Regions from separate parts of the Homo sapiens genome. Here all the other regions are linked to region 1. Evidence: chromatin loops called from intact Hi-C (ENCODE). Cell type or tissue: endothelial cell of umbilical vein. All regions are shown on one strand.

Evidence for each region. Peaks named below come from ENCODE experiments on the same cell type or tissue, not always from the same donor. Only the 100,000 strongest peaks of a DNase experiment are listed, where the experiment ranks them.
Region 2: a loop joins it to region 1, with 12 times the contacts of the local background. A loop is called at or near these places in 92 of 110 quality-filtered maps.
Region 3: a loop joins it to region 1, with 8 times the contacts of the local background. A loop is called at or near these places in 52 of 110 quality-filtered maps.

The regions. Positions count from the first base shown.
Region 1 is chr2:174,687,078-174,689,577 of GRCh38, forward strand. No RefSeq gene overlaps it. Among named protein-coding and RNA genes, the nearest start is that of CHRNA1, 76 kb to the right of the region's middle. In endothelial cell of umbilical vein, no CTCF peak of the experiment used is centred here; a DNase peak (open chromatin) is centred at 1,194; H3K27me3 peaks cover 246 bases.
Region 2 is chr2:174,461,730-174,464,229 of GRCh38, forward strand. All of the region lies in intron 7 of GPR155 (G protein-coupled receptor 155), which reads right to left. Among named protein-coding and RNA genes, the nearest start is that of GPR155, 24 kb to the right of the region's middle. In endothelial cell of umbilical vein, a CTCF peak has its summit at 1,223 (motif pointing right); a DNase peak (open chromatin) is centred at 1,232.
Region 3 is chr2:174,604,860-174,607,359 of GRCh38, forward strand. It overlaps a transcript of WIPF1 not described here. Among named protein-coding and RNA genes, the nearest start is that of WIPF1, 8.3 kb to the left of the region's middle. RefSeq lists enhancers at 1-347, 348-847, 1,763-1,812, 1,823-1,912. In endothelial cell of umbilical vein, a CTCF peak has its summit at 1,009; no DNase peak of the experiment used is centred here.

The DNA.
Region 1 (2,500 bases):
ATCAGGATGTGTTGGGAAGGAAGGAAGGAAGGAAGCTGCTTTGCACCTAAAAAATGCTCAGCATATATTTAATAGATATATCCAAAACTGAAAGGACTGAGCTCTTGAGAGCTAGATATTTTACTTATTTACACTACACCGTATTCCAAAAAAAGACTTAAGACAGTAAGAGTTGAACAAGATAAAATTTAAACTTTAGTCTGAGATAGCAAATTTAGTAAATATTTTCACTTTATCATTTTCTTCCCTTACTAAAAATAGTTCTCATTCTAAACAATTCAAATATTCCATAAGCATAAAATATAGAAAGTGAGTCTCCTGCAATCCCATTCACCAGAGATAACCACTAATGGTAGGGTATATATTCTTCCCTGTGTCTTTTTTTCTATGTATTTTTATTTTTCTTCATCAACAAATATTTAATGAAAGCCAGGTGAATGTGATTATATTGTACATCATCTTCTTCTAATTTATTTTTCTTTTTCCGCTAAATAATCTATTGCATTCATTTCCTGTTGCTGTGTAACAAATTACCATAAATTTAGCAGCTCAAGACAACATCCATTTATTATTTCATGGCTCTGTAGAAGTCAGGACATGGTGTGATTCAGTTCACAGGTATCACAGGTGGGCTGAGTTCTTATGTGGAGGTGCTGGAGAAAATAATCCACTTCCAAGCTCATTCAGGTCACTGGCCCCTGTGAATTCAATTCCTTATGGTAGTGGGACTGAGGACCCTGTTACCTTGTTGGCTGTCACCTGTGGGACTGCTCTCAGCTCCTAGAAGCCACCTGCATTCCTTGCAACATGGCTTTCGTCTTCATAGCCAGCAACAGAGAATCTCCCTCATGTGGAATCCCTCTCATACTTCTAGTCTCTTTTGCCTGGAAGAGCCTAGTTCCTTTTAAGGTCTCAGCTGATTATGCTAGGCCCATTGAAGATAATCTCCCTATCTTAAATGCAGCTCCAATCACATCTACAAAATCCCTTCACGGCAGCATCTAGATCAGTGTTTGACTGAACAAGTGAGAGAAAGTGTGCATACACCAGGGGATGAAAATCTTAGAATTCTGCCTACCACAGGTAACAAGGGTTGTCTTTCCATTTCTCTAAATATAAATCAACCTCATTCTTTTTTAAGAACTGCATAGTCTTTTACTGTATAATGTGTCATAATTCAACCAAAGCGCCTCTTAGTGGACATTTATGTTACTTCCAGTTATATGTCTTTTAAAAATTCATAATAAACACTCGTGCTCTTAAATGCTCATGCATCTACATTCTTCTTAGTATCCTGACTCACAGAAGTAACTTCCATTAGGTAGTCAGAATTGCAAGATGGAAGTGTTTGCACTTTTTGATAGATACTACTAAATTGCTCTCCAAAATGTTGGTAGCAGCCTGTACTTCCAATGACAATATACAAAAACGGAAGTAGCTAATTCTTATAAAGAAATTCCCTCATAGACTGTTTCATGCGCAATGGTTAAGAGCATCAGTGCTCAGTGAGGTTGTCTGGCTACCAATCTTGCCTTTTTGATTTCCAGTGTGACCTAGGGCAGGTATCTAAGCCTTAGTTTCTGTATCTGTAATGAGGACAATAATAATGGCACCCCCCTTTGTATTCATTTTGTGTTGCTGTGTAACAAACTACTCTAAAACTTGTGACTTACACACTTATTGTCTCCTAGTGTCTGTGGGTTAGGAATCTGGTAACTAAGCTGGGTGTTTTTGGTTCAGGATCTCTCACAAGGCTGCAGTCAAGGTGCCAGCCAAGTCTCAAGGCTTGACTGGAGGATGAGCTACTTTCCAGTTCACTTGCATGGCTGTTTCAACATTCAGGTCTTCACTGGCTGTTGGCTGGAGAGAGCAGTTCCTTGCCATGTGGATGTCTCCCTGGGGCAGCTCACAACATGGCAACTGTTTTCCCTCAGAGTGACTGAGCAAGAGGGGACACGTGAGATGGAAGCCACAGTCTTTTTGTAACCTAACTTGAAAGTGACATCACATCACTGTGCTGTATTCTACTCATTAGAAGCAAGTCTCTAAATACAACCCACACTTAAGGTAAGAGTGTGGCACATAAATATGAATATCAGCTCGCCCTGGTGATTGAGGTCATCTTAGAGGCTTCCTTCCTTGCTCTTCACTAAGGGGTCGTGGGCCGAAAGTAAGTTAATGCATGTCAACTAATACAAATAGTGTCTGACTTTAATAAACACTCAAGAAAAGTTCATTGTTTTTGTTGCTACCATGACTATCATCATCATTGTCCAGTACTCTCACCCATGTTCCTGTTAGCATCACATTAGGAACCAAAAAGTGGCTAACTAAAGCTACTGTTTGGATTGTTTGGCAGGCAGTCTCCATCAGGAAACAGAAAGCTTCTCAAATGAGGTGCTATAGGAAGGCTTAGTAAAGAAATTGTTTACAAAGGAGTGTAGGGAAAGGAACAAGGGATGGTGCCACGCTGCAGAGCTAGAACGGCAGGGGGCCATTA
Region 2 (2,500 bases), 230 kb before region 1:
AACTTTATTTCCTTTTTATTTTTTTAAACCAAGCTTATTTCATAGTAGTGTGTGGTTTTTGCTTTAGAATTTCTTCCTTCTAAATAAATGCTATCCTCAATATTTTGAAACAAGTTTTAATTCAAAATCATTCATTGTTTCCCTCATATATTGTTTCTTTACTCAATTCTTTTTATCTGTGAGGATTTATTTTATTTTCTCTCTGGTTTTTGTTGTTTGTTTTTTGGATAGGGTCTCACTCTGTTGCCCAGGCTGGAGTGCAGAGGTGTGATCACAGCTCCCTGCAGCCTTGACCTCCAGGGTTCAAGTGATCCTTCCACCTCAGCCTCCTGAGTAGCTGGGACCACAGCCACATGCCACCATGCCTGGCTAAATAAGAATTTTTTTTTGTAGAGACAGAGTCATACTATGTTGCCCTAGCTGGTCTTGAACTCCTGAGCTCAGTGGATCCTCCCACTTCTGCCTCCCAAAGTGCTGGGATTACAGGCATGAGCCACTGCGTCTGGAGAAGTATTTCTCTCCAAAAGCCCTAATCATTTTATTGTTTTGATTCATGTGTTTGGAATCTAAGTATAACTGAAAAACATTTTTTTTTTCTTTAGACAGAGTCTTACTCCGTTGCCCAGGCTGGAGTTCAGTGGCATGATCTTGGTTCACTGCAACCTCTGCCTCCCGGGTTCAAGCAATTTTCATGCCTTAGCCAAACAAGTAGCTGGGATTACAGGTGTGCACCACCATGTCAGGCTAATTTTGTATTTTTAGTAGAGATGGGTTTCACCATGTTGCCCATGCTGGTCTTGAACTGCTGGCCTCAAGTGATCCACCTGCCTTGGCCTCCCAAAGTTCTGGAATTATAGGCATAAGCCATTATGCCCAGCTGAAAAACATTTTTTAATTGAATACAGGACAATTCTAAAAATAAAAACATCCCCCTCTTCTGGTGCTAAGAAGTATGGGCAACTCTTACCCAGGTTATGTTTTTAGAAAACGCCCTAAGTGTAATGATAGCACTTAATACAAACACACTCTGAATTTAATACAAACACAAATGTTTTGAAGTTCTTGAACTTTCCTTACAACTTATATGTAATTATGTATGCAAGTAACATTTTATTTAATAAATTCTACATAGTTATAGGATCTTAGAACTTTAAAGTTGAAAGGGACCTCTATTTTTAAATGAGCACCTTAGATGTGGAAATGAGGGTTTGCCCAAGTCATACAGCCAGCAGAGGGCAGAGTGAGACTAGAAACCTGGCCTTTTGACACAAGCTAAATTCTTTGTTTCTTGAATCAGTTTCTCAAACTCAGATTTGTGGACCCCTAGGGTACCTAAGACATATTCTTCAGGATCTGGGAATTTCTATGAGAAATTTTAAGTCTTTTTTTTTTCTTTCTTTTTTTTTTTTCAGTGGTAGTCAGCTGTGTATCCACCTTGCAACCAACATGCAGTCTCATGATTTCAGAATTTACATTGGGTTTATTTTTATTTTATTTTAGAGATGGGGGTCTCACTTTGTTAACCAGGTTGGGGTACAGTAGCACAATTACTGCTCAAAATTCTGGGCTCAAGGGATCCTCCTGCCTCAGCCTCCTGAGTAGCTGGGACTACAGGCATGTACCAGCATGCAAAGCTAATTTTCAAATTTTTTATAGAGAGAGGGTCTTACTATATTGCCCAGGCTAGTCTCGAACTACTGGCCTCAAGCGATCCTCCTGCCTGGATCTCCCAAAGTGTTGGGATTACAGGCATGAGCCACTGTGCCTGGCCAGAGCTTACAATGGGTTTTATATTAAGTTTGAGTCAAGTGAAGGCCAAATGATATTACAACGCACAGTCCAAATGAAATGGTAGTTTGAAGAAAGAATATCAGTGAGATAACAAGGTCAAAACCCCACATATGGAAGTAAAGGCAAGGCAAAAAAGCCATAGCAGTGAGTTCCATTTTATGTTTCAAGCTATGATTTACATTAGCAAAACAAGATCCTTTGTCATGTTAATTAATGTTGCTAATTAGAATTACTGGGTTTGTAGTTTTGTTTGAATAGAATCTGTGAATTTGCTTTGGTTTTAGAATTGCATATTAGCTGTATATAAAGAATACATACCTAGATTTAAGATTGTCCAGATTAAATAACACTGTGCTAGATTTAATATAAATTGACATTGAGGTCCTTGAGAATTGGTTTTCTTTACCACTTTTCCTCCCTCAATCCATTTGTACACTGTGTAGTTGCAGTGCCAGGGAAACAAGTAACCAATCACAAAAGGGTGCCATCTTTGTTACAGTAGCAAAGGCAGTCTTTAAAATTCTAATGTGCATCACTCCTGCCTTGTGAAAAGAACTATATACAAACAGGCAGAATCCAGCTAGCCCTGGATGTCTCACTGAAGCTGTGAGAGCTCCTGCCTAAATCAGTCTATCTTTTTGGGCCTATTTCTCAGTTTGCAAAATGAAGGATTTAAATTAGACCAGTGTTTCCTAAGGTGTAGAGATTA
Region 3 (2,500 bases), 82 kb before region 1:
AACTCTACTCTGACTCCAGGAATGGAAAGTGACCAGCCCTGGCTAATTAAAGCCTTGGGTTCCCTGGCTGCAGTGACTGGTTCAGAGACTACTTTTGAACCAAGGAGATGTAGTGAGACTTATTCTAAGGTGTGTGGGGCTGAATTGGTAGTATGTTATCCACATTAGAGGTGTGGGGCTGGAATGGCAGTATTATACCCACATTATAGACGTGGAGACTGAGCATGAAGCCAATGCAGTAAGAGCGAGGGGAGCCTGAGACTCAAGAGGTACAGCAATCAAAAGCAACATGTGGGCCAGCGCAGGGGCTCGCGCCTGTAATCCCAGCACTTTGGGAGGCAGAGGCAGGCGGATCACAATATCAGGAGTTCGAGACCAATCTGACCAACATGGTGAAACCCTGTCCCTACCAAAAATACAAAAATTAGCTGGGCGTGGTGGGGTGGTGCGCACCTGTAATCCCAGCTACTCAGGAGGCTAAGGCAGGAGAATTGCTTGAACCCGGAAGGCGGAGGTTACAGTGAGCCGAGATTACGCCACTGCATTCCAGCCTGGGCGACAGAGCAAGACTCTGTGTCAAACAAACAAACAAACAAAAGGCAACGTGTAGATGTTACTTGGATCCTGAGTCAAATAAACTAAAAAACAAAAATGAGGCAATTGGAAATTTGGATATTGTTCAGATATTTAATGATATTAAGATATTGATAATTGTTAGGTGTGATAATGTTACTGTGGTTATATTGTATTTTACAAAGAATCCCTAACTTTTAGAGATATATACTGAAATATTTGTGGATGAAATATGATGCCTGGGCTTGTTTCCAAAGTAATATAGAAAAGGAGGGAAAGTGGGTAGGGGTACAAATGAAACAAAATTGATCATGAAATAGCCATTCTTGAAGCTGGGTGAGGAGTACACAGCAGTTTGTTACACAGTTCTGTCTACTTTTCATATATATTTAAAATGTTTCCATAACAAAAAGCATTAAAAAAAAAAGACTTGTGGCTCATTCCCTTCCTTATCCACTAGAGGCTGTTAAAGAGGTTTGCTTAATCTAGTGTAAAAATGCTCAGACTTGTAGAGGTAACTTACAGAGTTACAGAAGTTACCTTTTACTTCTCAAAATAATTTCTTTTGCTCTTGGAGAAACTGGATAGAATGAGGGCTCCCCTACAATGGTCAAAGAACAAGTGGTTCTTCCCAGAAAAGGAGTAAACTCTCAAAATCTGAACACCCATTATTAGTGGCAATAAAAAAGTAAAAATAAAAGTCCAACCAACAAAAGAACAGACCCTTTTTTCTAGATCAGCACTGTTCAGTAGAAATATAATTTGAGTTACGTGTGCAATTCTATATTTTCTACGAGCTATGTTAGAAATAGTAAAAGTAAATAGGTGAGATTGTAATATTTTCTTTTAACACACTACTTCAAAAATAGTATCAAAAAAACCAATGAAAATCCCCCCAAATAGTATCATTATAACATGTACTAAACATTTGAAAAGAACTATGAATTAGGTATTTTATACTCTTTTTTTCACAAGAAGTCTTCAGAAACTGGTGTTTACTTTACTACTGGCAGCACTTCAAGTGCTCCAGAGCCACTACCACACTGGGCAACACAACTCTAGACAGTGAGGGCCTGACACGCAGGCCCCATCTTACTCATCTTTTATGCTGGCAGGATGCCTGAATGACACTTAACAGATGTTCAATCAATGTCAGTCCCGGAAAAGTCTTGGTCCACCTAGAGCCAACTCTGCGCTTTATAGTTATAAATTCTTAGGAAGAGTTTATTCTGCTTGAAGCCATCTCTTAAAACAAGGAATTGACTAGGTATTGTTGGATTTGTGGCCAGTAGAAGAGCTAAATTGGCTTCTCTTCCCCGAGGTCTTAGTGCTAACACTTCTAGTACCACATGTGAAGAGATACTGCAGTAAAGAAGTTTTAAATTAAGGGCTCAGAAAAAATACATTGCCTTAGTCTGTTTTGTGCTGCTGTAACAGAATACTGGCGACTGAGTAATTTATGAAAAGGCCAGATACGGTTCTGGATGCTGAGAAGTCCAAGGTCGAGGGGCCACATCTGGTGAGGGCCTTCTTGCCGTGTCATTACCATGGCTGAAGGCAAGAGAGCATGCACAATGAGAGGCAGGGAAGGAAGGAAACAGAATTCATCCTTTTATCAAGAACCCACTCTTGTGATAACTAACCTAGTCCCATGATAAGGACATTAATTCATTTATAAGGGCAGAGCACTCAGGACCTAATCATCTCTTAAAGGTTCCACCTCTCCTTTGGGAGGCTGAGGCAGGCGGATCACGAGGGCAGGAGATCGAGACCATCCTGGCTAACACGGTGAAACCCCGTCTCTATTAAAAATACAAAAAATTAGCTGGGCGTGGTGGCGGGCGCCTGTAATCCCAGCTACTCGGGAGGCTGAGGTAGGAGAATGGAGTGAACCCAGGAGGCGGAGGTTGCAGTGAGCCGAGATCGC